Regions from separate parts of the Homo sapiens genome. Here region 2 is linked to region 1. Evidence: read pairs that join two places in POLR2A ChIA-PET (ENCODE). Cell type or tissue: B cell. All regions are shown on one strand. Links, peaks and the distances in the headings refer to the core of each region. The heading gives the core; the rest is flanking DNA. Region 1 overlaps MOB3B (MOB kinase activator 3B). Region 2 overlaps MOB3B (MOB kinase activator 3B).

Region 1 (16,186 bases), core at 5,934-9,933:
TAGTTTCTAATCCAACTTGCATGGAAATAGTTATCTTGCAAAAGAGTGAAGGGTGTAAATTTTTTCATTCATTTAGGGGAGTTGTTTTGGTTTTTCTTGTTTTATTCTTTGGGTAGTTTATTTGTTTTTCCCACACTATTTTTTTTTTAATGACAAGTAAGGGTGACACCACTTTTCTTAAAAACAATAAAAGCTACAGAAAAAAAAAAGGCTTTAAAAGTCTCCAAAGGCCTCAGGAACTTTTGCCCAGAGAAGTGTACTCCTCAAGCAAAGCCATGGAAAACAACATCTGCCACAGGCGCAGGGCTGAGCCAAACCCCTGCGGCGAGGGCTCGCTTTATTTTTGGTCCAAGCTGACAGTACAGGAAGCCACATCCACTGACTTCTTTTTCATTTAAGATTCTACATTCATCAATACGTCTTGTTAGGTAAGCCTCCAGTGGATTTCCTCTATTTGGTCTAAGAAATCTGAAGAGGAAAAACAGAAACACACAGTCACCATTCCTAGGAAAATAGTATCAGCCCAGCAAGAGACCAAAACAGGTATCTGGTAAAAGCTCCCACTCTATTCTCTTTAAACTGCACTTTATTCTAAAAAAAAAAAAAAAAAAAAAAAAAAAGAGCTCCCTGAGTTTAAACAGTGTTTGATTTTATATAAGCACCAGATGATTCTAATTCCTTTTGGAAAAAGGTGGTGGAGGATTCCATAAAAACTCTGATAATCATTTCTTCTACCAACTTTAGTCAACAAAAAAATTGAAAGGCTTAACGTAGGTGAAAACTGAAAAATACAGAGTTCCGCAAACACAAGTTAAGACTGTCATTTTTAAAAAGAAGCATCTAAAAGTCACTTTGGTGCATCTCAAATGCACGTCTTTACATAACTGATCAAGATACAAACCATTTGCAAACATTTATGTTTTAAATCACAGATAGCTATTCCAACTCAGAGATTTTAAGTGATTACACAATGAACTGGTCCTCATTTGCTCTCCCTTAATTTTCCCTAACCTTGCATGGCTTCTAGAAAAAGACAAAAACTGACAGACAAGGGTAGTATGGCCAAGGAGCCCTGATTTATTTCAGCTTTGAAAGGCCACTACACTTGGATTCTCATTTCTGCAAGGAATGCAATCCAGAGAGCTGAGCTCGCTGTCCTGAATAAAGTACACGTTTTTCTCATCTAGCGGAGTAATCTTGTGAAATGTGAGTACAATCTGCCCAGTGTCTGAGGGAGGCAAAGGGGGAGGGTGGGGTCGTGCTGGGACACAGAGGAGTCACTCCCTGTTTGGAGAGCCACGCTCCTAGAGCACCAGGCTCACAGGAGGGCACAGGCAGGAGGCAGGATCCTGGCCTTCACGGTGCCCAGGAAAGAGAAGCTGTCCAAGCTGGACAAGCAGAGAGGGACCTGTTGCCCTGAGAGCTAGTCGCTAAACTAATCCACATCAAGGAGGGCCATGGGCCTCTGGGGCAACACAGGGACCTGACAATAGAAAGCAAGGGGCAGTGTGGGAAGGAATCTAGCACCTTCTCCAACCAAGAGGTCAGCCCCAAACAGGGGATGTTGGTGATGGACCCCATCAAGACATTCCCTCAGCTTCATCAGAGGTCATGCACTCTCCCCAGTTCCACACACACCCCACCTTGCTCACAAGCAGAAGGGGAAAGAAGGCACCTTGGCATTCATTTGGGAAGCTGCCAAGACAGTCTAATCTTTCAAATGGGGCATCTAACCTGATAGCAGCCACAGTGCAATAGACTACATGTGTTCAAATTCTAACCTCCAATGTGATGGCATTAAAAGGTGGGACCTTTGGAAGATAGTTTGGTTATGAGGGCTCTACCCTAATGAATGAGATTAGCCATTATAAAAGGGACCCCAGAAAGCTTTCTACCCTCAAGAGGGCCCACACCAGAACCCAATCATGCTGGTACCCTGATATTGGATTTCCAGCTTCCAGAACTATGAGAAATAGATTTTCTGTTGTTTATAAGCCACCCAGTCTAAGGTATCTTGTTACAGGTAGCCTGTAAGACACACAGATATTTACACGATCTCATTTTTATTATAGTCTAGGTTTACAATGCATTTAATTTTATAAAGCCTTGTATGGGAAGGAGATAAAGTAATAGTGATAATAATTTATATTTCCTCCAACCATATCTAGTAAACACAAATGGGTCCTTTTAAGTAAAGTTTCTTTCTGACTAATAAGGAAATAAATGTATACCTCATTACTGTATGACCTCCCAGAAGCTCATGAGTTCTGAGGATTTAGAAGAAATTATTCAAGTGGAACTTCCCTAGACATCATGGGCCCAAACTGACTCCTTATACCAGAGATTACTTTTTAATTCCTCTCATCAAGGCTGGCTGAATAAACCTTACCCATGTCAGCACACAAGTGAAGGCAATGACATTTTTTAATGGCATAATCCAGGTCATCATACCCTAGAATAGTCACCATGATGCATGTGCCTGCTGATTAGAACCTTCGTATCATTCCTGTTGCAAGACACATAGCTACTTCCTGTTCTGGAAGTTTTGGAGGGGTGAGAAAAAGAAGGGCAAGAAGGGAAGAGACATTCATGACAAAATCTGGAAAGGCTCTTTGAGGAGCTATAGCCTCTCCTTCTCAGGCAGTAGCAAATAGTCTCATCAAAACAAACTTTGAAATCTAGAATGAAGATTTTGAAAAGAAATCCACTGTTATATATGAAATGTTAAAACATGCGTACTTTTTCCCTCAGCAAACCCACCTTTAACAATCTATCAAAACACAAATGTATTGGGTTATGGTGCCAGGCAGATTTCTAAGGTGGCTCCTAGTGATCTCTGTCTCCTGGCATCCATGCTTTTGTATAATGCTCTGATTGAGTGAAGGCTGGACCCAGAGACTGACTTCTAGTGAACAGAATACAGCAAAAGGGATGGGGCACTCTTCTGAGATTAGCTTATAAAACACTGTGACCTCTCTTGCTCACACACTCTTGCTCTCGCTTTGATGATGCCAGCTGCCATGTTGTGAGCTCTCCTCCTGAGAGGCCCACATAGCAAGGAACTGAAGGTGCCTTCCAGCTAAAAGCCAGCCAGTGAGGAGCAAAGGCCCTCAGGCCAACAGTTCACCAGGATCTGAATCCTGCCAATGACCACTGAGTAAGCTCCGAGGCGGCTCCTTCCCAGTCAAACCTTGATACAGCTGCAGCCTCAGCCTTGGGAGAGATCCTGAACCGGAGAACCCAGCTACGCTGTACTCTGCCTGCTGACCCAAAAAAACTGCGAGATAATAAACGTTGTTGTTTTTAAACCACTGCATTGGAGGGGATTCTGTTATGAAGCAATAGATAAATCATACAGCTGTTTAAGCCTCATTGTTTATAATCACATACAAAAGGAAACAACCAAAAGTCCATTCATTGATAACTAGTATAATCAAGAATGGCATATCCACATAAGAAATATTGGGCAGCCCTCAAAACACAGGGAGGTCAATATATCTGTATTGATATGAAAAGAAGTTCATGAAAATCAAAAAGCAAATTGCAAAACAACATGTGACTTTTAAAAAATGGCAGATATCGACATCCATTCCTGTAAACTCCAGATAAGCTCCTCACCCAGTGTTCTCATTTCAGAAAACAATTCTAGTAGTCTAGTTGCTCTGTCTAATCAATTTGAAAGTATATCATTTACTTCAAATTGCCAACACATCCCAAACTCCTCACACCCTCCACCACAACTACTCTTGTCCACACCACCAGATTCTCTCTCTTTACAGCTGCCATTGACTGGGCTGGTTGCACTGCCTCCACTTCTGCTCCTCGGCAAACTATTATTTCCAGACAGGAGCCAGAGTGGTACTTTAAAGATATAAGTGAAATCAGGCCACTGCCCTCTTCAAGCCCTACAATGGCTTCCCATCACACTCAGAATAAAAACAAATGTTGCTATATTGGTTTACAAAGTCATGATCTACAGATCTGGCCCCTGGATACCTCTCCTTCCCCTACGATTCTCTCCCTTACTTATCTGCTCTATCCACAGTGGCCTCCCTGATGTTTCTACAACATGCCAAGTCTTCTATCACTTCAAGGCTGTATTAGTTTGCTAGGCCTGCCATAACAAAGTACTCAAAACTAGGTGGCTTAAAGAATAGAAATGTACTGTCTCAGTTTTGGAGACAAGAAATCTGAAATCAAGGTGTTGGCTGGGCAATGCTTTCTCTGAAGGCACTAGGGAGAAATCTGTTTCATGTTTCCGTCTTTGTTTCTGGTGGGGTTTTTTGGTATCTTCAGTGTTCCTTGGCTTGTAGACTCAGCACCTCAATCTCTACCTTCATCTTCACAAGTTATCCTTCCTGTGTGTATGTCTATCTCCAAATTTTCCCTTTTTATGAGGATAGCAGTCATTTTAGATTAGAGGCCCACCCGACTCCAGTATGACCTCATGTTAACTGATTATTTTCTGCAATAACCCTGTTTTCAAATAAGGTCATGTTAAAAGGTATTGCAGGTTAGGAATTCTACATATGAATTTGGGATGGGGAACATAATTCAACCCCAAAACAACTGCCTTTGCAATCACTGTCCCCTCTTCCTGAAAAGCTCTTTACCCAGTGTGGCTGCCATGAGACTATGCCTTGTAGACATCCAACTTACAAGGAGTATTACTGGCTAGGAGTTACAGCTGCTGTGCTCTGAAATCCATCTCTGCATTTGTGCTGAAGCCACATTTCTCACAGGCTACTCCTAGATAGTGACTGAGCATGGCAGGCATAGTGATGCAAACCTATTCCTGGGAGATGAAAACTTACCTAAGAGGTGGCTTGGACTCAAAGACTCCTCCAAGAGATCCAGGCTCTCTTGAAACAGCACAGCCCTGTAGGATGCTTCCGCTCACCCTCCTCCCTCCCGTCTTCTTCACCTGGGGTCAGACCTGCATCACAATCAGAGGAGTCTCCCGAGCTCCCAGCAGCTCACTCCTACTTTCCCTCATAGTCAGACAGGGCATTCAAAAGGGCTCTGTGCTTGGTTGAATACTCCTCTGCAGCCATCTTGGAATTCTTAATGTTATTTTGAACAAGGAGCCCCACATTTTCATTGTTTCCTTGACCTCACTCTTGCTCACAGGAGTTGCCTTAATAAATCTCTTGCATAGCCAATCCTGCCTTGGCGTAATGCTTCTTGGAGAAAACGGACTCACACCCCAGATACCAGCATGATTCTTCATTACTGCATGTAAGCCTGTGCTCAAAGGTCACTCCTCAGAGAGGTTTCCTTTGCCACCCTAATAAAGCACATGACCCAAACCAGTCCCTCTCTCTCCCATTCTCCTGCTTTAATTTTCTTCATCGCTCCAGCTGATTTTACTATATGTTTTACTTATTGTTTGTTTTGTCTTTCCCATGAGAATGTAAACTATACAGGAGCAAAGACACAGTGTTATTTATTGTTGTGCCCCAGCACCTATGACAAAGTCAGGAACATGATAGGTGGCCAATAAATGGTTTGTGAGTGAATTAATTTACATTAAAAATGTCAGTCTGAATTTACCCAGATCCTCTTTCAGTTCCAAAATATAAGCCATGGCAGCCATCACAAGAATGTACCTCATATACCTGTAAGACATAACTGTTCTTCTTAATGCAGGCCAGAAATGAAGCCAGAATCCAAAGCTAAACCAATAAGAATGAGAGCAAATACTGCTATCACCCAGAGGGGTGTTGAATCTGGATACAGCTGCTTAGGGGTTTAGGGCTGGGATGCCCATTTGAGAACAGGTGACATGGCCCAAGGCTCATGCAAGGTAAGATGCTGGAACTGACATAACTGCATCAAGTCAGAATTCTTCAAAATATCCATTTACATAAAAACAGGACTAGAAGAACTACCACTGCTCCAAGTAGCTCAGGGAAGGGGGAAGTAAGTCTGAATTGTGCTCCAGTATCAGGGTGAAAAAAAATGCATCCGATTAAAAAAACTAAATAGAACACCAAGCCTATGTCATGCACAAGTGTGTTGCACAAATTTACATTGTTTAGGCTGTGTAAGTATCTTGAACTAATAGATCACTATAAAAATGTTCCCAGAACCAGGGAAGAAGCAAACTCAAATTGTTCTGTAGAAATATTTTCATAACTCAGGACCTACAAGACTCCCTCAGAATAAACAATTCCTGCTGAATAAACCCACAAAGAATGAAGCCAGTCAGAAGGAGAAGCCACGTACACAATGAGCAGAAGAATTAGCACCTCTAAGAACTTACAGTAAGAGAATAATCTGACAGGATCTATAAGCTAATTACGTTTAAAAGTTTTTTTTAACATAAAAGAAGGAATAAAAACCATAATAAAAGAACCATCCTTTATGAACAAAGGGCAACTTTGAAAAAAAGAACTAATTTGAATTCTTAAAGATGAGAAAAACATGTTAAATTGCATATTAGATACAGCTGAAAAGAGAATTACCATCATGAAAGATGGGTCTAAAGAAGTGTTCTGAATGGAGCAGAGAAAGAAAAAAGGGATCAAAAAATGTGAAAGAGAGGTTATAAACACAGAGAGTAAATTGGGGAAATAAAACACATTTAATTGAAGTTCTGGAGAAGGAGTAGGTTATGTGAGAGTGGCAATACTGAAATGATAAAAGCTGAGAATTTAATAGCATTAAAGCAATACATATGTTCTTGATTTAGAAAATTACAAGTCCCAAGCAGGATTAAAAAGACACACACACACACACACACACACACACACACACACACACACAGCGGTAAATGGCAGAACACTAGCACCAAAGAGAAAGTCATACAAGCAACCAGAGAGAAAAAGATAAATTACAAACTTAATAATGGCAATTAGATTGGTGGTGGACTTTTCATCAATAATACAGAGGCCAGATGATAATGAAATGACATTCAAAGTGGTAATAAAAAAACCTGTCAAACTAATATTCTATACCTAATTAAGTTGCTGCTCAAAAATGGGGGTATTTTAACCTGTTTTACGCTGCTATAACAGAATAACACAGACTAATTTACACAGAACAGAAATTTATTTCCTCACAGGTCTGGAGGCTGGGAAGTCCAAGAGCAAGGCACCAGCAACTACTGTCACATCATGGCAGAAGGCATCATATGGGCAAGAGAGAGAGAGGGAAGGAGGCTAAACTCATCCTTTATAAGAAACCCCTTCCTTTAATAACAAACCCACTCCTACTACAATGAACTTACTCCCATGATAATGGCATTAATCCATTCATGAGGGCAGAACCTTCAGGACCTAATCACCTCTTAAACTTCCCACCTCTCAACACTGATGCATTGAGGATTAAGTTTCTAGCACATGAATTTTAGGAGACATATTCAAACAGAGGGTGAAATAAAAACATATTCATACCAAAAAAGAGAGACTATCCAATTCATAGACCCTTGCTGAAAGAAATATTAAAGAATAATAACTTCGATATGAAGGAAACTAAGAAAAAGATAAATAAGCAATGATAAGCAAAGAAGACAAACATGTTAGTATATTTATAAACACCCCTACTCAAAAAAAATTTTTAAGATTAATAGGGAAAGGCATTATAAACAACTTGAAACTAAAACATCAGATAGCAATAATATGAAAGAGTGATTAACTTAAAGTACTCTATGGCCCTTGCATTACGTGATAGGGGAATAGAAATTTTGAATAACTTAAAACTTTTTAAAAGCTAAGCTCGTGCTTTGGGAGGCCAAGGCAGGAGGTTTGCTTCAGGCCAGGAGTTTAAGGCCAGCCTGGGCAACATAGTGAGACCTAGTCTCTACAAAAAGTTTTAAAAATTAGCTGGATGTGGTGGTACGTATCTATAGTCCTAGCTACTTGAGAAGCTGAGGCAGGAGAATTGCTTTAGCCCAGGAATTCAAGGTAACAGTGAGCTATGACTGCACTACTGCACTTCAGCCTGGGCAACAGAGCAAGATACTGTCTCTTTAAAAAAAAAAAAAAAAGGCTAAGCATTCATATTATTCATATAATATTTTCAGGGGAAATGAGGAAGGAAATGGGAGAGAAGAAATAGAATGCATAACTTTTTTTTTTCTTTGAGACAGAGTCTCACTCTGTTGCCCAGGCTGGAGTGTGGCGCAATCTCGGCTCACTGCAACTGCAACCTCTGCCTCCTGCCTCAGTCTCTCAAGTAACTGGGACTACAGGCACATGCCACCATGCCCAGCTATTTTTTTTTTTTTTTGAGACGGAGTCTCGCTCTGTCACCCAGGCTGGAGTGCAGTGACGCGATCTCGGCTCACTGCAAGCTCCGCCTCCTGGGTTCACGCCATTCTCCTGCCTCAGCCTCCGGAGTAGCTGGGACTACAGGCACCCGCCACCATGCTCGGCTAATTTTTTGCATTTTTTAGTAGAGACGGGGTTTCACAATGTTAGCCAGGATGGTCTTGATCTCCTGACCTTGTGATCCGACTGCCTCAGCCTCCCAAAGTGCTAGGATTACAGATGTGAGCCACCGTGCCTGGCCCCAGCTAATTTTTGTATTTTTAGTAGAGACAGGGTTTCACCATGTTGGCCAGGATGGTCTTGATCTCTTGATCTGCCTGCCTGGGCCTTCCAAAGTGCTGGGATTACAGGCGTGAGCCACCGTGCCTAGGCAGAATTGTATAACTTCTAAAGTAGTAGAAGAAAGGAAAGGGGGAAAAAGAATACTCAAATGAGACATATACAGACAAAATATGAAAAAAAGAAGGAATTTTAAGGATGTAAGAATATAAGAAAGAATTAAGAGAACAGAAAATGATAAATATATAAGTAAATCAATACAAGCACTGACTCTATAAAAGAATAAAAGAAACGATGCCTTGTGGAGTTTGAAAAATTATATAGACTTAAAATACTCAAAAGACTAGTGTAAGAATTGCGGGGAGGGATAAATAAGAAGGGTGTTATTCAAAGGAAGGTAAAACTATTGATCACTTTAGAATTTAGTAAGTTAAAGACGCATGCTATAATTACTAGGCTAATCTCTGAAAGAATAAAACAGTATGCCTTTCAGAGTGGTGCAGAAGAAAAAACAGAGTGAGACAATGAACTCGCTCATCCATAAAAAGACAAAAAAGGCGAGAAGAAACATAGAAACTGTGCAACAAACAGCACAAAAGACTCCAGCAGATATGGACTAAAATATATCGGTACAGTTAATTATAACAAATGTAAATCAACTAAATGCTCCAGCTAAAAGATGATGGCAAACTGAAATGCTTACTGGGGCAGAGTAGGTCACATAACTGAGTAAACAGCCAGGTGTAGGAAAGCAACAACCCAAATAACCACAACTGATGTCTCCTCAGGGTCAGGGAGACAATAGAGTGTGGTGGCGCCTGGGGTAAACTGGTAAGCGTGTACCTGTCTAAGGAAGGTAGTTTTTTTTTTTTTGTTTTTTTTGTTTTTTTTTTTTTTTGAGACGGAGTCTAGCTCTGTCGCCCAGGCTGGAGTGCAGGAGTACAGTGGCGTGATCTCGGCTCACTGCAAGCTCCGCCTCCCAGGTTTATGCCACTCTCCTGCCTCAGCCTCCCAAGTAGCTGGGACTACAGGCGCCCGCCACCATGCCCAGCTAATTTTTTGTATTTTTAGTAGAGATGGGGTTTCACTGTGTTAGCCAGGATGGTCTCGATCTCCTGACCTCATGATCTGCCCGCCTCGGCCTCCCAAAGTGCAAGGATTACAGGCGTGAGCCACCGCGCCCAGCCTAAGGAAGGTAGTTCTTACAGATCGTTGCCATGTGGGAATACAGTCCAATGTCACATATGTTAACTTTCAAAAACCTGGGAACTCGGAGTTTTATGGGAAATCAGAATTTTAAACATCAGCCATGAATTTTTTTTTAAAAAGCAAACACTGAAAAAAGGAAATAAAATGCTATTGATCCAGTGGAGGGAAGAAAAGAGATAAGATGAAACAAATGAACGAAAAGCACGGTAAATAAAATGCAAAAACAAAAAAACATAAAGCAAAAGGGTGGAATAAAAAAACAACTCTTTCAAACCACTGAAACATGAATGGAAGCGAAGGCTTATGCTAAAACGCCACTGTGATCCCCACCCTGTAATTTCCGCCCTGTTCAACCTTATCATTTGGCTGAAGAGACCTAACATTAAAGGACGGGAAAAACATTAAATAATCCAAACATAAAGCACATGGAGCCCCACTGGCCACTCAAAACTCATAATAATGTCTGGATGGTCTGGATGTTTGTTCCACCAGGTCTGCTTACACCAAGTCTCCTTTGGGGGCTTACTGGATACCTGGGCTTATCTAGCTATTAAGAAAAACGGCAATGTTAAAAGGAATGCTCTGTGCCTAAAAGAATGGAGAGGAGGAAGAAGAGAAAGGAAAAGAAAAATCCACAACATTCACCTTAAGTTACTCTTTGAGCCAGTTCCTGGAATGTCAGTTCTTCCCCATAGACCTTACTATGAGGTAAGGTCTCAAATGTTCAGTGTGGCTTCCAAGGCTTTTCAGACCTGGCTCAGTTGCATCTCAACCTCTGCCTCTACACCATTGCCCGTGCTGGTGGCCTGCCCAGATGTCTTTATCTCCCCATCTGTACTTCCCACCAAACCCTTTCCAAGTGAAGCATTCTCTAAAAGTTGCTTGAGGTTCCTGACAAAATCCCTGTATAAGGAATGCACCACATGGCCGTTTTTAAGTTTGGTTGTACTCTGCAAAAATTTGTGTAATGAGACAAAGAAAATTGTATTCATCAGAAGGCACATGGGGAAAATGGGTTGGCCTGATAAGGCTGCTTCTGGAGAGAAATGAAGCCAGGATAAGGACTGGACTCTTTTCCTAGAGTATCTTGCCTTGAACAGGCCTCCTGCTAACCTGTCTTATCCACTGGAAAACATAGCTACAGCGCTTGCAGTTTAATATCTTTAAGAGGTGCACATACATATTTGAGGGCTTAAAAGAGATAATTGTTTCCAAAATACAAAGAGATAAACATGACAATTACCAAATGTTTAAGTAAATGTCTACAAATATACGGTACTTTTTTTTTTTTTTTTTTTTTTTTTGAGACGGAGTCTTGCTCTGTCGCCCAGGCTGGAGTGTAGTGGCGCCATCTTGGCTCACTGCAAGCTCCGCCTCCCGGGTTCACGCCATTCTCCCGCCTCAGCCTCCCGAGTAGCTGGGACTACAGGCGCCCGCTGCCACACCTGGCTAATTTTTTGTATTTTTAATAGAAACGGGGTTTCACCGTGTTAGCCAGAATGATCTTGATCTCCTGACTTTGTGATCCGCCCGCCTCGGCCTCCCAAAGTGCTGGGATTACAGGCGTGAGCCACCGCGCCCGGCCAATATATGGTACTTCTTTCATTGTTAAATCTAACAAATTTCAATAACATTTTGTTTCAAAATATTTTAAAAATATTTTCTTGTGCATGAAAACAATTAGTAAGTTAAGCTGACTTTCTTTTTAAGAATTCTTGACTGCATAGCTCCTGAGAAAACAGAGCTAATCATAAATTGAATGACATACTTACAGTCAAATGATTTCAAAGGCCCAATTATAAAGGTGCTTTTCATCGCTTGCTGCACAGATTATATTTAATGTGAGGTGTGGGTGCACGTTGTTATGTTTGGTATGCTCGTGGGCAGAAGAGGAACTAAGGCCTCAGAAAATCTTAAAAGACCTGGTCCCATGTACAGCAGGAGGGTGCAAAGAGAGCTGGTATTAATAGGATGTGAAGCGACGTAGGGGGAAATGGCAGAGGGTGTGTCACAGCTGAGTGGTCCATTTGCTGCTGCTCGCCCTTCATGAATGAAATCTTCAAAAAAGCTACAGACTCTGGAAAATGCTGCTTTCCACTGGATTTCTTGTAGGGGATAAGGGTTTGAGTCCAGGTGACAGAGCCACTAAGGAGTGCCAGGGCAGGGTGAGGGCCCATAACGAGCTTATGATGCCAAGCATTGGGGTTCAGGCCAAGTTCTTCCTGCATCTTTGAGGGGCAGGGATGCCCCAAGTGAGAATTGTTACCTGCATTTCATAATATATGCTCTTCTCAAAATGCAGGTCCTATCACAGTTGTCTGGAGCTGAGGGTGAGTTGAACATAGAAGTGATCAGGAGTCTTTCTAAGGGCTCCCATTCAGAGGATCCCATTAACTCAGAGAAAAACGGGAAGAGATAATAAACAGCCATCACAGAAGACACTGATCTAACAAGGTCTCCCAGCATTTCCACAGCAGCCCCCTGTCTGCCATGTAGGGGGTTGAGAAGGTGGGCTGTTTGCTTTCAGTTATAATGGGTCTATGCTAAAAACAAAACAAAAAACTCAGGCGGGAGTAAGAAGCCATGGCAAGTGGACATTTCTCCCTGTGCAAAACTGATGAGTGGGAGGCAGTAAGAAGAGAGCAAACTGAAGTGCATTATTTTTCATTTATTTTTACTTTAAATAAAAAGCATAAAGAATTTGAAAATATTTTGTTAGCCTTCAACCTTCGAGTCACTTTAACCTATCCACATTAAAGGGCCACCATAAAGGCTTCATGAATAGCAGTCCCAGGATAATTCCCTTCTGTTTGCTTGTTCCTGTGCATTTCATGTCTGCCCACCTCCTGAGCCTTGCACCTGCCCTGTGGGTTTGGTGCTTGCACAAATCAACCCCCCGACCCCCGGCCTCCTCTACCCTGCCCTGAGAACTCAGCGTTCCATGCATCCTCAGGCTTTTTCTGCAGGCTGTCAAACCCAGGCATGAGCTCACCAGGGTACCAGCTAGTAAACTACATCCACACAGTCAGGTTGAGGTATCCACTTTAGAAGGGGACTCTGGGACATGGAGTACAGTGACCATTATACCTCAGTTAATGGAAACTTGACTCCCAGCCTTTAACCCTGACAACACATGAACCACCCCGGAAAATTGGCCTTGCCAGTATTTTTAAACAGACCACGGATCCAAGTTCGAGACAAGTGTTTTGCGTGGCCAGATGGACAGTTTCAGCTGGATGTCTCAAGGGCATCCAGTCCATATATTGATAATATATCAATAACAACAAGGATCATAGCAAATACTTCTATATATCACTTATTCTACAATATTAACTCATTTAATCCTCGAAACAACCCATGAGGTAAGTACTGTTATTATTCCTATCTTAACAGATAAAGAAGCTGAGAAAGGTTAAGTAACTTACCCAACAACAACCTGGCAAGGTAGGGACTGTGGAGCTCATTTTACACAGGAAGGAAATGGGTTCACTGAGGTTAGGTGACTTGCTTGCAGAACCAGAACTGAAACCCACCTCTGCTGGCTCTAAAGCCTATTTCCTTTCTAGGACTCAAGGCCTCTCCAACACCACTATTTCTGTTAAGAGCTACATCTGTCTCCCAATCACAAAGCCCCAAATGTCAGCATTGCCTTGGGCAAATCTCACTGATTCTGTCTCTGGAATGTCTCCAATATTAGCCCCTTTCTTTGCACTCCAATGGCTCCTGCTTTACATTTCACTTTCATATCGACTTTTGTGTGGACCATCTCAAACTGATTTTACATCCTACATTCTCTTCCCTCTCTACCCTCATGGAAAATTACTCTTCTTTAAAACACAGCTCTACAAAATGTCAACAGCAGAATTACCATGATATCAATTTTTCCCCCTTGTTCTCTTCTGTGTTTATTGAGTTAAAGGCATTGAGATTATATTCCTTTTGTAATAGGAAAAAAATGGCAGAAACAAAACACTATCTAATGATGTTAAGTCCTGTATGTATAAAACTCACCAACACTATTGCTAACCACATAAGTGCAAACTCACTGAGCTGAACTATTCAAGACTTTTTACAAAGAGAGTCAAAAATCTATAATTTGTTCAATCAATATTTCTTGAGCACTTGGTACACTAGGCTGGGTTTTCTGTAATGAATGAAAGATATAACTCTTCTCTTAGTGGAGCTTACAGTCTGTTGGGGGAGAAGCCATTAAACACACATACATGATGTACAATTACAAATTGTGCTGTGTGCCAAGAATGAAAAGAGCAAGTGCCACAAGACAGGACAACGGGCAAGAGCTAGTTTCGATGGTGGACCAGGAATGCCTCTTTGATGAAGATACTTGTGCACAGAGACTAGAAGGATTCAGGGTGGCAGTATTAGAAGCAAGTCAAAGAGTATGAAGAACTTCCAACGCAGGAGGACCGGTAAGTGAGAAGACCTGTGTGTAAACCTGTAAGCCAATACCTATCTAAAGTTTCATTTGATGAAATCTATTAAGACTTTTAAGAAGAAGATCTGGAACAAGAAATCCAAACAATTAATAGGATAGAAAATTGATCACTTCTGCCTCTGGCTCAAATTTGAAGCACCCTTCAAAGCATTATGGAGGCAATGAATAGAATAACTTCCTGTGTCTTGAGTAATCACATCCCAAATGAACAGACGCATAAGTGGATCAAGCCTAACTAAAGCTAGTCCTGTGGCATCCAAGTGTCAGGGTTTCATATTCGATTAAAACTTTCACCTGGCATTCAAGGGCCCGCATTCTGATTACAATCTAATTTTCCAGCTTTATGTTAGTTAGCTCTGGCCTTCTAGAGATGAGAAGCAGAAATCCACCCAGGCTAGTGTGACTGTGGGGAGAAGTGGTGCTTTAAGAATTTAATGGGAATAAAGAAAATATGAGGTTCATATGAATCTAAACAGGAGTTAAAACAGGACTTGGCCATGTATAAAGTGGAAAGACTCAAGGCAGCTTAAGAATGCTTAGTGTTGGGGCTGGGCGTGGTGGCTCACGCTTGTAATGCCAGCACTTTGGGAGGCTGAGGCAGATGGATCACTTGAGGCCAGGGGTTCAAGACCAGCCTGGCCAACATGGTGAAACCTCACCTCTACTAAAAATACAAAAATTAGCTGGGTGTGGTGTCACATGTCTGTAATTCCAGCTACTCAGGAGGCTGAGGAACGAGAATCACTTGAACCTGGGAGGTGAAGGTTGCAGTGAGCCAAGGTCTCACCATTGCACTCCAGCCTGGGCAACACAGTAAGATTCTGTCTCAAAAATAAATAAATAAATAAATAAAATAAATAAATAATTCTTAGCGTTGGGAGGCAATTCTCCATAACGTTTCTATAAGTCATGCCAGACTATATTTTCTGGGATATTTGCATAGCAAACAGCCTAGGAAACTAAAGATAGTGTTCCCCTGCAGATCAGAAGGCACATGTGTTTCCTGACTAGCATAGTAAAGACAGAGAACATCCCCTGCCCAGAGATCGGTTTACATTCCAGGGTAATAAGCTTTATTACCCTGGAATCAGCCGTCTCTGGAGGGGAGGATAGGCATGTCTCCTTATAAAATTGGGGTTTTCTAAAGCTCAGTGTTGCTCAGCTGTGAAACAGACCCCTATGTGCACAGTATCCACCTAGGCCCACATCCCCATCACCTCCATGAGACCTGGGGGGCCAGGGAGAACTGATGATGCAGACATAATGCTCATGCTGCCTGATGTACCACGAGTAATAAACTAGATAGGTACATTTGGGTTCATTATTTCCTTTCCAGCTGATCTAGTAGCTTTCTATTCTAAGCTGCTCCTTAGGGGCTGCTTGGCCACCTGACCCTTAGAAGCAAGAGTTCGAAGATTTTTCACTTTTGCGTATGCCATTAAAATGACTCAACTATTTCCATAGATTCTTCATGTACATCTTTCTCACCCTGATGCTATGGTCTCTTCTCTGCTTATTGATTCTGCTATGCTATCATCATGGCTTCTGCCTTCTCTTAACTTGGTCTTGCTCATGGTCTTTTGTGTGCATCCTTGTAGATTTCACTTCTGACTGTCTGATAATCTTTACTTCCAAAACCAAACTTCTGAGAGAAATAACCTATTGGGACAATGTGTCCCTGAATGGACAGGGATTTTCAAGGCAGGCCAGTCCCTAGGTCTGCCAGTATGCAGACTGGCTCCCCTTGAGTCAGGTGACCATCATGATGATTATTTATCTGCTGTTTCAGCCTCAAACCTGCCCTACTACATTTCTCTGTGTTTCCCCTGCAGCTGGAAGTCTGCAAACAACTAGCTGTTTCCTATTATGTTGTATCCATGGGAGGCAGAGGAGGGACAGCATCAGGCAGAATACAGAGAGACTTTTCTTGCATTTAGCTCTAACTTGTGAAAACTGCTGTAGTAGCAGC
Region 2 (16,186 bases), core at 5,818-9,817, 75 kb before region 1:
ATTCTCCATAACTCAATCGTTCCAAGTCATGTGGCAGGCCTAAGATGAGACACTACGATTATGAGTTTTACAGAAGTGGCAAAGAGAAAAAAAAAAAAAGATCATCAAGATTGCTATATTAACAGCCCCTTTTAATATAAGGCTTTTCATCTATTGAACCACAGCATAGAGTTAATACATAGAAAACAACTCTCAAATAAATGCAAATCAATAGGCTCTCCACTGATTATTATATAAAGCAACACATTACAGGGGAATAAACCAATAATGCCTCTATATTTTGAAGTGTTCACTAATTCTGAGTAATTACCTCCTCCAATGGCTCTAATGAGTGCAAATCTGTGAAATTTGACTACATCTTTTTCCTTATTTAAATACTATTTTTTTAGTTCATAGAACCCTCACAAGATTCTAGTAATAACAGAAGTTCCCTCCCAAGAATTGCTTTCATGACTAAATATTTTATAATTCATAATATACTAATCTTCTATGTACAAATAAATCCTTCCAAAGTACTTGATAGTTTGTGGAATTAACTTGCTCTTTTAGATCGGCTAAACCAATTTCTCTGCAAGTACTCTTTAGATCAGGGTTTCTTAATCTCACACAATCCACATTTGGGGCCAAATAATTGTTTGTTGTGAGAGATTGTCCCATACATTGCAGGGTGTTTAGTAGTATCTACCCGTTAGATGCCAGGGGCCAAAAAGTGTCTCTAGACATGGCCAGATGTCTCCAAATCTCTCCCAGTTAAGAACCTGTGTTAGGCCACTGATAAATTTTTTACCCAAGTCTCCCGTCTTTTGATAGAGGATCCAAAGATAAATTTATGGCATGCCTTCTTCAGGAATCCCAGATCAGCATTCTGGGTTACCTCAGTAGAAATTAAAGCAAATTTACCTTTAATCACACAGCATCCCGGGGAGGAGCTCATGTGTTGTTATCTTCATTTCATTGTGGAGAAACAGAATCCAATGTCACACAGTGGGACAGAGATGTCTCCTGAAATGTACCCCTCCTCCCAATCTGGGCAGAAGGATCGTCATCTCACTTACTGCCTTCTTCCCTTCAGGATATAACATTTGCTCTGGAGGATTTTGTAGCTCAGAGCAAGAACTAACCAATGGCAACTATCTCCTTGATAATTTAGGGCAAGTTATCTAATCTAGAGTCTTCATGGTTTTCTTTTTTTAGTTATAAAAATGAAGATAATAATTCCTACCTGTAAGGTTGTTACTCAGAATTGAAGATCACAGTAGACATAAAGCATTTGACACAGAGTCTAATACAGAGCAGGTGTGCACAATAAACATTAGGTCTTTCATTCCCTCTTCATGGAGAATCTCAAACCAGGATCACTACATGAGCTAATTTGGAAGTCATGATTGAGACTTAAAGAGCTGAGTAGAAAAGCAAGCAGTGCATGTACCACCTACCAGAGACTGGGTGAGTGTGGAACCCATGTCAGGGATGCAGAAACCACTGTGACGCAGAAATACTGACCATGTAATACCACCAAGTATTTCTATAAATAGTTACATATAATCAAATACTGTGATACCTTTTAAAAGTCACGTATAATCTGAATTTACTAAGAGAGATACCAGGGACTGTTGTGGCAAATTACTCAAAAGGTATATACAATTTGTCACCTTCACCTAGGCATCCCCATCTCTAGTTGCTAGTAGGCTGAAACTATATGCAATTGCTGATGGGTGGCTACTTTTTTTTTAATCTGCAAAATGGCAATTTTTTAGCAGTCAACCTGAGTTCTGGGGGCAGGGGGGTGGGAAACAGACTCTTTCAAATATTTAAAATATTGAGTCCCCAAGTGGAGGTCAAATAAATTATTCTTAGTTAAGTGAGGAAAACTCTGAGGAAACCAAGCCCACATGAGATCTACTATTATCATGCATGAATGACATTCCATTCTTCCCTATCTCTCTCTTTCATAAACTCAAGATGCAAATTTATAGAGCTCTCAAAATACCCTCCAGCAAAAGAGGCAGGTGCCTTATCCCACTTCCCAGTGGGGCCCTGAATTAATCACAGGAGGAAGGCTATGCCTCATCTGAAACTGCAAATAGGCTATTAAATAAAAGAGATGGCATACCTGTGCCACACTGGGCAGTACAAGAGAGGAGACGACGAAGCACACAAGGGCAGGTGGAAATGCAAAAGCCAAATTTCAGACCATTATGGCTTTGGGGCCAGTGAGCATCCTGTACTCAGCTCATTCCCACCTGGTTGCCCTGTTAGGGAACAGAAAGCACTGGGGAGAAGGTTAGAGCTCCAGGAACTTGGCTGAGAGGCAAGTTGCTGAACAACTGTTTTAGAGTATTTCAGACACCCAGGTGGACCTTCACTGATGGGGTCTGGAGACCCTTCCATTAATACAAATCTTGAAAACTGTCTTGTGCACGTCTCTGAACCCATCCGCTAATCTGAAGGACAGAGTGATATAAACTCCCAAATTTGTATATTCAATCTTAACCTCTTTTCCAAGCCTCAGACTCCTTTCCCTGACTGCCAAGAGATCTTCTCTATCTTGAAAATGTATTAGCATCTCAAATTTAATATGTCCCCAAATGAGATCGTATCTTCCTACACGTGCCTAATCCTGTGCCACATAGCTCAGTGAGTGCTATCACTACTGACTCCATTCCTGGAGGAAGACCTTCAAACCCGGCTCGAAGTTCTTTTTCATTCTCTCCACATATCTAAATATGAATCCCTCAGAAGTGTAATCTCAAGCCCAACTGCTCCTTTCGATCCCACAGCCCCTGCCTTAAATCAGGTACTTACTTCTCCCCTGGAAATTACAGCTGCCTCCTGCCTGTCCTCTCTGCTCTTCACTGCCCCTTACATCAGTCTCTCCTGCAAACTGCTCTCAGAATCCTCATTCCCAAAAAGTGTTTTTAAAGCCTTTATATTGTTTGGACATTGTCCACAACACAGTTCCTTGACAAATGAGAATGATAGATATAAATAACTTACTTTGTCTGTGACAGAGAATAATAATACTTACAGTAATTATTGATTGTATTGTTAATTGTAGATACAGCTCTCCAAAACCTGGCCTCAACCTACCCTTATTCCTGCCATTCACCCAATGCACCCACTTTTCCCCATTGCGGTGACCTCCTCTCAGTTCCATGAGCTCAACAGGCTGTTTTATGCCCGCCTAGCTGTGCACATCCTGTTCCCTTTGCCTGGAGGGCCTGCCTCCCTCCTTCCTTCCCAAACTGCCAGGCACACAGTTACCTTTCAAGACTCAGCTCAAAAATCACCTAGGTAAAGCCTTCCCTAATGTCCTCAGGTGAAATTGAAATGAATCATTCCCTTCTCAGAGGAACATTTGTATATTTCTACTCTAGTAGTTCCTACATTATGTGGTGATTTATTTGTCTAGACTGTGAACACTTCAAGAACAGGTGTGACATCACTCACTTTTATCTACCTATATCTAGCACAAAGTCCTACTTAGAGAAGGTCCATTAACGTACATGAAAGGGATGGCCACTGGCCTTTTATGATGGTTCTTCTAGTGTTACATTAAATGTTTAAGACAATCACTCAAAGGGGGCAGTTTTTCTTAGATGCTTTCTAGTCCTTCTTTTAGCATTTCTTCAAGGAGAGAATATTAAATATCTAGCTTAGGCTTCTGTGGAGAAGGCAAAAGTATCTGAGACCCATAAGTAGGACATCACAAGGTTCCTCATTTCCATTTAGTTGTGATACAAATTATTTTATCTGCTTGAGAACTTGTGTTTTGATCTGTCCATGACAAGGACCAGAAACCAGTTCAAGCTACGGAAGGCAACAGGGGCTTTACAGTGATAGAATATGGCACCCAAGAGCAGAAGGTGAAGCCCAGCAATGGAACCGGGCCAGGGAACTGAAGAGCAGGGGCCGGGTGCTCCTTTCCAGCATGGGCCACGCGGTCTGCCTTCTCTGCCTCACTCTACTCCCTGGAGCCATTCCCTTCTGTTTCACATTCTGTGAGACTTCACTCCCTCCTCATTTGACACATAGATGAGCCCCAGCTGGCACCCTCAGCCTGGACCCTGTGACTTTTCGATTCAATGGCTCACGACTAACAACTTCCCTCTGGATCTTAGTGCAAAAGTCCTGAAAGAGGGGCTGTAGGTGGCCCAGGGCTCCTTTTGGGTGACATACAAGTCACGTGACTGTCTCAAGTCAGTGTCCACCCTGGTCCACGGAGGTGGGACCTGTGTCAACGACAGGTGGGATCACACAGACAAAGGCACCCTCATCTGGGTCTGTGAGCAAAGATAGATGATCTGAAACAGGTCAAAGGCAGTACTGACAACTCCACAGGTATATTACCCCTTAAAAAACTTGCCCTACAAGTACATTTCTGCCTCACCCTTCATCCCTGGTGGCTGTGGCAGTCTTCTGATCTGCTAACATCCAAGGTACCTAATGGAGCACATCTAGAAATCAAAAGTTAAATCTTCTTAATAAAGTAATGAGGAAATAAAATCATTAAAGAACTTCAAAGCAAGGAAAGCAAAAGAAAAACATACAGGTAAGCAAAGGTTAGAAACTTATGGCAAACATACTGATCTGTCTCCTATCTGAAATCAGATTTTGAAACATGAGTAACCACAACAATTTTGGGAGCTAAACTTCATTTCATCCATTACTCCACATACTAGGTGGGTATTATGCTCTACTAGTTTTTTTCTGGTCTCTTCCAACAGCCTAGCGCATAATGTGCAGATATTTCTGTCCTGTAGAGAATACAGCACAGAACCTTAGAGTCAAATAAACTGAGTTCTGCCATTTAGCACTTGTGACCAAGGGAAATACACCTAACTTCTCTGTGTCAGTTTCTTCATCTATAAAATGGAAATAATAAAGTCAACTTTGCAGAGTTCTTGGGAATGTTAACTGTAACACTTATAAAGCACATATTCCTGTGTCTGGCATATGAGGAATAGTCAATAAACGGTAAACATTTGGTTGAACCACATGAAGTTAAAAATTAGGCAGGTCATAATGTTATATGCTCCCCCGATCAGAGGACCTTTATTATAGTTGTGTATTTATATGTTTCTATCATTAAAATGCAAGCTCCATGAGAGCCTGGACTCGGTCTATCTTGATTCCCACACAATGCCCGGCACAGCACTTCACAGATAGAAGGTGTTCTATCTGTATTTTTTGAATGAATTAATGTGGATAATGATGATGACAAAGATACCTCTTCTGTACTGCCTACATCTGGGGACAATTATAGACAATACAGTCCTTTATCTCATTGCCTGGTGTACAATAGGAACACGATAAATGTCTATTAAAGGAAAGAATGAGTGAGCAAGTAAATGAATGAATAAATTTCAAGTCCATATACAGAAAGTCTAATGAGACCACTAAGTTAACAAAAATTGCTATGAAACTTGTTTTTGGTAATTGCTATCACAAAACACCAAATGGGGACTGCCTTCATTTTCATGTTTCCAGCAGGCCCTTTGGTGTTGTGTGGACACTATCAGGGTTCACTTGGCCCCGTGGGCCTCCCAGGAAAGTGAGAGAGGCAAAGTGCTGAACTGCAGCCTGCCAAGCCAGGAAAATTTAGGGTTGTAATGTGTAGCTTCCAGAAGTCTGCTGGCTTTTGTCTGCTCAGAGACAGCCAACAGCTTGCAATTGTGCGATGAGCCTTTAGCTGTTGGAGACCCTCCCATGGTACTGTATATGGCTCATGCTCCTTAACACAATTTTTGTCCTAAGAGCCTGCTAAGTTGACTCCCTGCATCTCTCACCAAACATTCAACCTTCCCAACAGGGAAGCAGGTTAAAAGGGAGACTAGTCATGGACCGAAAAAAAAAAGTTTGGTATCTGGCTCTGATGACCACTGGCTCTGATGACCACTAGGAAAGCAGGAAAGATCCTGGGCTGGATTGATCAAGAAGACAGAAAAAAGAACTAAAGTGAAGAAAGGAAGACTTAACCTAGCCATACATATGTCTTTAACATTTCAAGTAATGGCCAGTTTATATCTCTGGATTTTAGATTGAAGTCACATTTAGGGGAGGAGAATGTTCTCTCTGCTTTTGACAACAAATAAGGAGAAACAAAGTATGAAAGGTAGAACATAGTTACACTTAGGAGAAAGTCAGTTACTTTAAATTATTTAAGCTTCAGGAACCACAAATATGCACATATAGGGAGAAGGGAAAAGGAAAAAGTTGTTAAGATCCCAAAGAGAAACACACTAAAGTTATCTCTATCTCCTAAACTGCTTAATGCTTGGTCTGGCTCTTTACTAATTTTTTTTTTTTTTTTTTTTTTTTTTTTTTTTAAGAGACAGGGTCTTACCCTGCTGCCCAGGCTAGAGCGCAATGGTGCAATCTCAGCTCACTGCAACCTCCACCTCCCAGGTTGAAGCGAACCCAGTTAATTTTTGTATGTTTAGAAGAGACAGGGTTTCACCATGCTGGCCAGGCTGGTCCTGAACTCCTGACCTTGTGATCCACCCGCCTCGGCCTCCCAAAGTGCTGGGATTACAGGTGTGAGCCATTATGCCTGGCCTCTTTATTAAATTTTTAATTGTTATGGATACATAATAGTTGTACACATTTATGGGGCACATGTGATATTCTGATACAAGCATACAATGTGTAATGATCACATAAGAGTAATAGGGGTATCCATCAACTCAAGAATATATCATTTCTGTTGTGTTAAGAATATTCAAATTCCACTCTTTTAGTTATTTTGAAATACATGCTAAATTATTGTTAACTATAGTCGCTCTATTGTGCTAACACTAGAACTCACTCCTCATATCTAACTGTATTTTTGTACCCATTAACCCTCCTCGCTTTATCTCCCCCTCCCTATTATACTTTCCTCCATCTGGGTAACCATCATTCTATTCTCTATCTCCATGACTACCCTTTTTTTTTCTTTTTGGTTCCCACATATTAACGAGAACATGTGCTATTTATCTTTCTGTGCTTGGCTTATTTCACTTAACATAATTTCCTCCATCTATGCTGTTGTAAATGACAGGATTTCATTCTTTTATATGGCTGAATAATATTCCATTGTGCATATAAACCACATTTTCTTTCTTTCTTTCTTTCCTTCTTTCTTTCTTTTTTTTTTTTTTTTTTTTTTTTTTTGAGACAGAGTCTCGTTCTGTCACCAGGCTGGAGTGCAATGGTGCGATCTCAGCTCACTACAACCTCTTGAACTGCAAAGTTCAAGCGATTCTCCTGCCTTGGCTTCCCGAGTAGCTGGCATTACAGGCATGCACCACCACGCCTGGCTAATTTTTGCGCTTTTAGTAGAGATGGGGTTTTGCCATGTTGGCCAGGTTGGTCTTGAACTCCTGACCTCAGGTGATCCACCCGCCTTGGCCTCCCAAAGTGCTGGATTTACAGGCGTGATCCACTATGCCTGGCTAATTAAACCACATTTTCTTTATAACTCATCTTAGGTTGACTCCATATCTTGGCTATTGTGAACAGTGGTTCAATAAAGATGGGGGTGCAAATACTGATTTCCCTTCTTTTGGATATATACTCAGCAATGGGATTGCTGAATCATGTGGTAGTTTTATTTTTAGTTCTTTGAGGAACTTCTGTACTGTTCTCCATAGTGGCTATATTAATTTACATTCCCACCAACAGTGTATGGGGTTCCCTTTTCTCCACATCCTCACCAGCCTTAATTATTGCCTTTCTTTTGGATAAAAGCCATTTTAATTGGGGTGACAGGATATCTCATTGCAGTTTTAGTTTGCATTTCTCTGCTTATTAATGATGTTGAACATATTTTCATGTACCTGTTAGCCATTTGTATGTCTTCTTTTGAGAAATATCTATTCAGAACCTTTGTCTTTTTTTTTTTTTTTTTTTTTTTTTTTTTTTTGAGACAGAGTCTTGCTCTGTCGCCCAGGCTGGAGTGCAGTGGTGCGATCTCGGCTCACTGCAACCTCTGCCTCCGGAGTTCAAGCAATTCTCCTGCCTCAGCCTCCTGAGTAGCTGGGATTACAGGCATATGCCACCATGCCCGGTTAGTTTTTGTATTTTTAGTAGAGACAGGGCTTCACCATATTGGCTAGTCTGGTCTTGAAATCCTGACCTCATGATCAGCCTGCCTTGGCCTCCCAAAGTGCTGAGATTACAGGTGTGAGCCACCACGCCCAACCTGTCCATTTTTTAAATGGGATTATTTAGGTTTTTAAAATTGAGTTGTTTGAGCTCCTTATATATTTTGGTTATTAATCCCTTCTCAGATAGGTAGTGTGCAAATACTTTCTTCCATTCTGTGGGCTGTCTCTTCATTTTCTTGGTTCCTTCCTTTGTTGTGCAGAAGCTTTTTAGCTTGATCTGATACCATTTTTCCATTTTTGCTTTAGTTGCCTGTATTTTTGAGGTCTTACCCTAATACCAAAACCAGACAAAGACACAACAAAAAAAGAAAACTATAGGCCAACATCTTTGATGAACACAGATGCAAAAATCCTCAACAAAATACTAGCAAACTGAGTTCAACAAGGCAAGGATAATTCAACATATGCAAATCAATACATGTGATACATCATACCAATAGAATGAAGGACAAAAACCAAATGATCATTTCAACTGATGCCAGAAAAGCGTTCAATGAAATTCAACATTGATTCATGATAAAAACTCTCAAAACCTGAGTATAGAAGGAACATACCTCAACATGATAAAAGCCATATATAACATACCCATAGCTAGAATCATATCGAACTAGGAAAAACTAAAGTTTTTATCTAAGATTTGGAACAAGACAAGAATGCCTACTTTCATCACTTTTACTCAACAGAGTACTGGAAGTCCTAGCCAGAACAATTAGACAAGGGAAAGAAATAAAGGGCATCTAAATCAGAAAACAATGAAGTCAAACTAGCCTTGTGTGCAGATGCTATGATCTTATATTTAGAAAACCTAATGACTCCACCAAAAAACTATTAGAATTGATGAAGAAATTCAGTAAAGTTGCAGAATACAAAATCAACATAGAAAAATCAGTATCATTTTTGTATGCCAACAGTGAACAACCTGAAAAAGAAACCAAGAAAGTAATCCCATTTACAATAGCTACAATGCAATCCCTGTCATAACACCAGTAATGTTCTTCATAGAAAAAGAAAAAAATAATCCTTAAATGTATACAGAACCACAAAACCTGGAATAGCCGAAGCAATCCTGGGCAAAAAGAACAAAGCCAGAGGCATCACATTACACTGACTTCAAATTATGCTACAAAGCTACAGTAATTAAAACAGCATGATATTGGCATAAAAACAGACACATAGACCAATGCAACAGAATAGATAATCCAAAAGTAAATTTATGCATTTACAGTCATCCCATTTTCAACAAAGGTGCCAAGAACATACATTGGGAAGGACAGTCTTCTTAGTAAATAGTGCTGGGAAGACTAGATATCCATATGCAAAAGAATGAAACTAGATCTCTCTCTCTTTTCATCACATACAAAAATCAAATCAAAATGGATTAAAGACTTAATCGAAGACCTGAAGCTATAAAACTACTTGAAGAAAACACTGGGGAAATGCTCAAGGACATTGGTCTGGCCAAGATTTCTTTTTTTCTTTTTTTTTTTTAGATGGATTTTGCTCTTGTTGTGCTGGCTGGAGTGCAATGGCATGATCTCGGCTCACTGCAACCTCCACCTTTTGGATTCAAGCAATTCTCCTGCCTCAGCCTCCTGAGTAGCTGGAATTACAGGCAGCTGCCACCATGCCTGGCTAATTTTTGTATTATTATTAGCGACGGGGTTTCACCATGTTGGCCAGGTTGGTCTTGAACTCCTGACCTCGTGATTCACCTGCCTCAGCCTCCCAAAGTGCTGGGATTACAGGCATGAACTACCACGCCCGGCCCAAAGATTTCTTGAGTAAGATTTCAGCCCCACTCTGTGTAACCTAAGAGGTCTAGGAAAGACTGAAGCATCCTGCATTTACCATCTGAGTTTAGAAAAAATGTTTAGAGCACAACATCAGGGAACCATTCCCAGACGTGGCTGTGGATGCTGCCATTTCTTGTGATTCTGGAGCTGTTCTTTTCATCTCAAGCTACTGTTTACAGAAGTGTTACCACAGAATTATAATTATGGGTTTTATTTAGTTATAAAGAGGGTTTGAGTCTTCCATCAAAGGGAGAGGAAGCAACTCACTCAGAAGTGTGGAGAAAATCTTTCACACTCACTGCTTGATGGAATTCCAGTAGTCTGCATGGATTCAGGCCAGAGCATGAACCCCTGGGGCATGGAGAGCTTGATTTTATGGTGGGCAGGAGGGCCCAGAGTACTGGCCTTCCTTCCTCTCTTCTTGGAGAAGCAGTGGTGATAAGGTAGGAAAGGAAGTCCTGGGCTTCCACCAGGCCAGCTTCCCCACCCATGCAGACTTCCTTCTGCTCCAAGGAAACTGGTCATTCTTATCTCTTCTGCAGAAAATGAAACCAGAAACTCCCAGGCTTATGAAGGAGAGGCTATCTGGGCACTGGGAAGGTGGAGAGAGGCTTCCCAGTGTTGTCTCTGGCAAGACAGTAGAATCCTTGGGAGGTCTATTTGCTCCTAATATTGCTTCCTCTCGATTTCTTTCCTTCAGTTTTTTCCCCCATTTTTGGCTCTGATCCTAAAACTTGGGCTCTGCATTCTTTGATAATCCATCACACCTCAGATACTGGGGACCTGAGACCTGGTCCTACCTGCCCTAGCTGGTATCTCCACTGAATCCTCACAGGCCTTTCTATCTCCAGAGACTGTTTCTGGCCACTGAGCCCGATGCTTGGGACATCAATGGCTCACTGATGCCCCAGGGCCTCCTCCTAATCTCTGGCCGAGGCTGACACAGAAGGCTCACAACAAACCATGTGCCTCCGAAATAATGTGATGAGCAGAGTAAAATCTGTTGACTTTTTACCCCATGAAAGCTGCATGGTTTAAATACAATAGAGGTGACTCAGCTACTGGAAGGATGCATGTACCACGTCTGAAACACTCAGCAAGCTCTGTGGAGTTGATGAAGCAGGGAAATTGGGAGTGAAAGTAAAAATTTCCGCTTCCTCAGAAAAATCTGCTTGACACTATCTAGCATCCATTCATTAGACTTAATCTTCAGCCTGTCTGAGTTCCCATGAATCTATATTTCTGCACTGAGATGGGGCACGTATTTTCTACCAACATGTGAGCAAAGGGGGAAATCCATAACTTTGACTTCCTTCAGTTGGCTTCCTCTTGGACCTGGGACATTAGCATTCCACTAACATTTGGTTACATGAAGCTACATTTTCCCAGTGCATTATTTTGCATCTTGAAAGAATGCAGTAGCTGTAGCTACAGGACCTACCATCAATCACTGGGCATTAATCCTCACTGAGTGGCCCTCATGCTGTAACCTCACTGTGCCTATTCTGCTTAAGGTCCTGGTGGTTGGGCTGATGGAGAACATAACTCCTGGTTCTCCTCTCCCGCCTCTGGCCCCCCAGCGTTATTGCCAGGGAATACACTTGCTCTGGGGAGCTCTGAGCTTAATGGATTTTGCAGTATTTCCCCTTCCTTCCTGCTACAAAGCTCTGGCTTAGCATGAAAGCTGCCCCAGATCCCTGAACCCATGGCACCCTTCCTGCCTTGAGGAACTCACCCCTCTCCTGCAGATCAAGGCTCAGTATTAGCCTATATAAAAAGCCTCCTGCTTAGTCATAACAGGTATACCAACTACCATTTACAGAGTGCTCACTATGTGCCAACCAGTGTACAAGTACCCTGTGGGTGGTATTGCATATAATCCTCACACAACCTTGGCAGCTGGCACTGTCTTTATTCCCGTATCATAGTTAAGAAAACTGGAACTTAAGTTAGGTCACATAGCTAGAAAGTGATGGACTGGAATCCGTCCATTCAACAGATATTATTCATGTCTTACTACGTGCCAGTTATTGTTCTATGGATCAGGGATATGTTGGTGCACAAAACAGCCTAAAGCTCCTTCCCTTGTGGAGCTGACTTCCTTCTGGTGTTTAAACCCAAAGCTGCTTGGCCCCAGAGCTAGACACTATTTAATTCAGAGACGATCACAGCCACACAGAAAGATTTTCTTTAAAATGTTTGATCATAACCATGATGAGATACCATTTCATACCATTAGAATGGTTACTATCAAGAAGATAAAAAAATAACAAGTATTGGCAAAGATGTGGGAAGTCACAACCCTCATATACTGCTGGTAGAAATGTATAATGGTGCAGCCACTGTGGAAAACAGTATGGCAGTTCCTCAAAAAGTTAAACATAGAATTATCATATGCTCCGGCAATTCCACATCTAGGTATATACCCAAAGGAATTGAAAAGCAAGGACTCAAATAGACACTTGTACCTCAATGGTCATCTAGTAGCATTACTTACAATAGCCAAAAGGCAGAAACAACCCAAATGTCCATCAATAGATAAATGGATAAACAAAATGTGGTATATATATAAAATGAAATATTAATTAGCCTTAAAAAGGAAATTATATACTTATGACAGCATGGTCGAAACATTATGCTAGGTGATATAAGCCAGACAGAGAAGGACAAATATTGTATGATTTATCTTTATGTGAGTTGCCTAGAACAGAAAAATTCAGAGAGACAGAAAGTGGAATAGAGGTTATCAGGGGCTGAGAGGGAGGGGTGGGGATGAAGAGTCATTATTTAATGTATGCAGAGTTTCAGTTTGCAGTGATGAAAAAGTTCTGGAAATGGATAATATTGATGATTGAACAACACTGTGAATGTGTTTAATGCCACTGAATTGTACACTTAAAAATGGTGAAAATGGTAAGTTTTATGTTATATTTATTTTACAACTAAAGAAACAAATTTTTAAAAAATGTTTGAACTTAGAAGAAATCGATCCAAGAACAAGAAGTCAGCAGCCAATTATTGAGGGCTCTTGGGAACCAGAGCACACCCCCATTCATTCTATCAGTGGATTTCAAAGTGAGTATGACATTTAGGGAAATAAAGATGCCAGCTTTAATAAGACCTCAGCTCATTCTTTACCCAATGGGGTCATTTATTCCTAAATGCACAGTCAGGATAGTACAAGTGTAATGAATTCAGTCTGATGAAGATGATGGCATGGGAATATTGGAAACTGACAAATTTGAGTCACCCGGTTCAAAAGTTTTTAGATAGACCTATAAGAAAATTGCACCTAGCTAGGAAATTGCCTAGAAAAGATTTTTTTTTTTTCCTTGAGTTTCTGGAAAATCTTTCCTTGTAAGAGCTCAGTTGTTCCTGTGATGAATGTATATTTTGCATCTTTCTGGAGTTAAGCACAGGCAAGCTGACCACTCCAGGGTTAATGCTTTGACCTGTGCTTTGCCTCTCCATTATTTCCAACAACACTTGCTAATGAAAAGGGGCCTGCTTGGTGGTCTTCAGGCTGGACACATATCCCCAGAATGGTCACCACACAGATCAGTGTTACTTTCTTTAAAATGAAAGTTATTCTTTTTTTTTCTGATTATAAAATTAATAATGCTCACTGTAGAAAATCTGGAAAATGAGAAGGAATCTACTTGGTGATTGAATTATCTTTCTCTCTATATAGCTATATGAATCACACTACATATAATCTTGTATCCCTTTATTTTTTAACTTTACACTGCAAACATTGCCCCACGTCTTAACTATTCTTTGAAAACATGATTTTTAATGGCTGTCCAAAATTGTATCTGTGGATATGTGATTCAATATGATGAATGCGAATATGGAAGTCTAGCAGAAACTTGGTTCTGCTGTGAGTCTGTGAGGCAATGATCTTGTTCATATATGCATAGAATTCTTATAATGTGGATAATATGTTTATAACAGGGTTTGATACAATGATGTATCCCTAGATATGGCAGATGGGGTCTTCCCTAATAAGTGGCTTCTTTCCTGGTAGCTGTACCTCTTCTAGGGAAAAGGCACATCGTTTTCTCAGTCTGAAATCTGTACCTGAGAAAGTCCTGGGGTTGGAGGGAAGGGTACTATTGCAGAGGAGGACTCCAGCTCTCTCTTCATCCCACGCAAGGTTCAAATTTCCAAGAAGGAACATCTAGCAGGTGAATCAATGCCATCTAATTGTTTCAGCTAGGGCTTGCAGATTTGTACCAATTTCTTGGGATTACAGTGTGAAGATCAGAGGCCAGAGTGAGGCCATAGACGGGTAAGAGAGGCTGGATCAGGACAGCCATCATCAGAGCACACACTGTGCCTATTTCTAGACCTTTAAATTGTCTATATTTCCTAACTAGTCTCATCAGAATTAGGCAAAGTGTCCTGAAAATTTGAGGCACTACCACGTCTTCTAAATGAACTGACAGAAGAAGTCTTGCTCACATGTGAGGAATGCCAAGGAAAGAAACAAAGAAAGAAATAAATAAACATAAAAATGGGAGAGATGAACAGGTGGAGCAGAGGGGATTTTTAGGGCAGTGAAATAATTCTGAATGATACCGTTTTGGGGGATATATGACAATATACATTTGCCAAAACCCATAGAACTATACACAACACAGAGTCAACCCTAATGTAAACTATGGACTTTAGCTAATAATAACAAATCAATTTTGGTTCACCAATTATAACAAATGTGCTGCACTAATGCAAGGTTCTAATAATAGGGGAAATTGTGGGAGGAAGGGGCATGTGAGAACCCTGTACTATCTGCTCCATTTTCTGTAAACCTAAAACTGCTCAAAAAGATAGTCTATTAATTAAGATAAAAAAAGAAGATGCTTGTTAATTAACCCTGAACCATTTATTTAGGGTCGTTTCATTAACAAGGAGAAACGAAATAATTCACATAATGTGTGGAAGGAGAATATGGGGCAAAGGTGATCAAAACAAAACAAAAACAAACTGAGGCTTTTCTAGAAATCTACCCTTATGACGAAAAAAAAAAAAAAGTAAAAATAAGATAAAATCAAGGAGAGGCAGCCATACCTACCCCCATTCAGGGATAACTAGAAATTATGCGAGCAGGAAGAGCTGCTTAACCAGGTGCCTTTCCTTTCCTGGAGATTCTTCCCCAGAGCAATATCTTAAAGATTCCTAGTAGACTTCTAATAAAGGGTGGGGGTGGGGTTGTTTGTGGCAAAGCCCCCACCTTTCCGGATTCAAAAGGATTGTTGTCACTCAACCCATTCATGCAATATACTCTTTATCTATACTTCAGTGCTATGAGGAAATGCTCAGTACCAGGAGTCAATTCTCTTTTTGTTTCTATAGTTATTAGTCTCTTGTTTGGTTTTCCTTCCTCCCTCCTTCCCTCCCTCTCCCTTTTCTTGTTTCTAAATTAAAGCACTGGGTTCCATTTTTCCCAAAGCAAGTCTTCTGAATTTACAGCCATACATAAAAAATAAAGCAAACATTCTTATTTCTAGTTAGGAAGAGAAAGAAGACAGTGATGGGGGTTTAAGCAGCATCATCTCAAGATGAAAATGAAGGCGACTCCAGCCTGCTTTGAACAGAAACAGTGACCGTGGTGGGTTAGCTTATTATAGCTGGTCACTAAGTCAATAGCCTATTGCTGTCTACTTCTGAGTTACACTCTGATGGTTTACTCACATCTCCACTGGTGTATATATCCCATGGCAGCTCTACCTGTGAGACGTCACAGTTGATAGGAACATGGACCACGCTGAGGGACCAGGCTGGACCATTCATTTAGATGGATTCTCCAATGAAAGGCACCCTTTAAAGAATTTGCTTTAGCCATCTACAGGACCAGAGAGGGCAAATCTGCCCAGCCAAGTAATAACATTAACATTCCTATCTTCTGTCTCCTGCTCCCACCCTATGCTTTGACCCAGGCAGGGCCCAAAATAGCAGTCAGTAGTGGGAGAAGAAGGAAGTTGAGGAACTGAGGAGGAATTCTGCCATATCTCCATGGCTCCATTCCCCTGAGGCAAATAGCCCAATTGTAGATCTTAGCACAGCAGAGAGGTCGGGGGCAAAGGGACAGGGAGGAGTCTTATTTTTGGAAGGTTATTATTTTGGAGTGAATTCTCCATTTCATTCTCGTTACTGAAATGGGACTTTTTTTTTTTGTGGAGCTTAAAGTGACATAGACTATTAACTGAGAGTGACTAGAAAAGCCACACTGGCAAGAATTTT

What was found. ChIA-PET counts read pairs that join two places held together with the same protein. Peaks named below come from ENCODE experiments on the same cell type or tissue, not always from the same donor. Only the 100,000 strongest peaks of a DNase experiment are listed, where the experiment ranks them.
Region 2: POLR2A ChIA-PET joins it to region 1 with 6 read pairs; 3 of 35 experiments call an interaction of 5 or more read pairs at or near these places.

Annotation. Positions count from the first base shown.
Region 1 is chr9:27,472,086-27,488,271 of GRCh38, forward strand. The region is part of intron 1 of MOB3B (MOB kinase activator 3B); the gene reads right to left. Among named protein-coding and RNA genes, the nearest start is that of IFNK, 44 kb to the right of the region's middle. RefSeq lists a silencer at 13,165-13,294. In B cell, for the core only: no CTCF peak of the experiment used is centred there; a DNase peak (open chromatin) is centred at 8,056; H3K4me3 peaks cover 655 bases; H3K27ac peaks cover 3,908 bases.
Region 2 is chr9:27,397,220-27,413,405 of GRCh38, forward strand. All of the region lies in intron 2 of MOB3B (MOB kinase activator 3B), which reads right to left. Among named protein-coding and RNA genes, the nearest start is that of EQTN, 110 kb to the left of the region's middle. In B cell, for the core only: no CTCF peak of the experiment used is centred there; no DNase peak of the experiment used is centred there.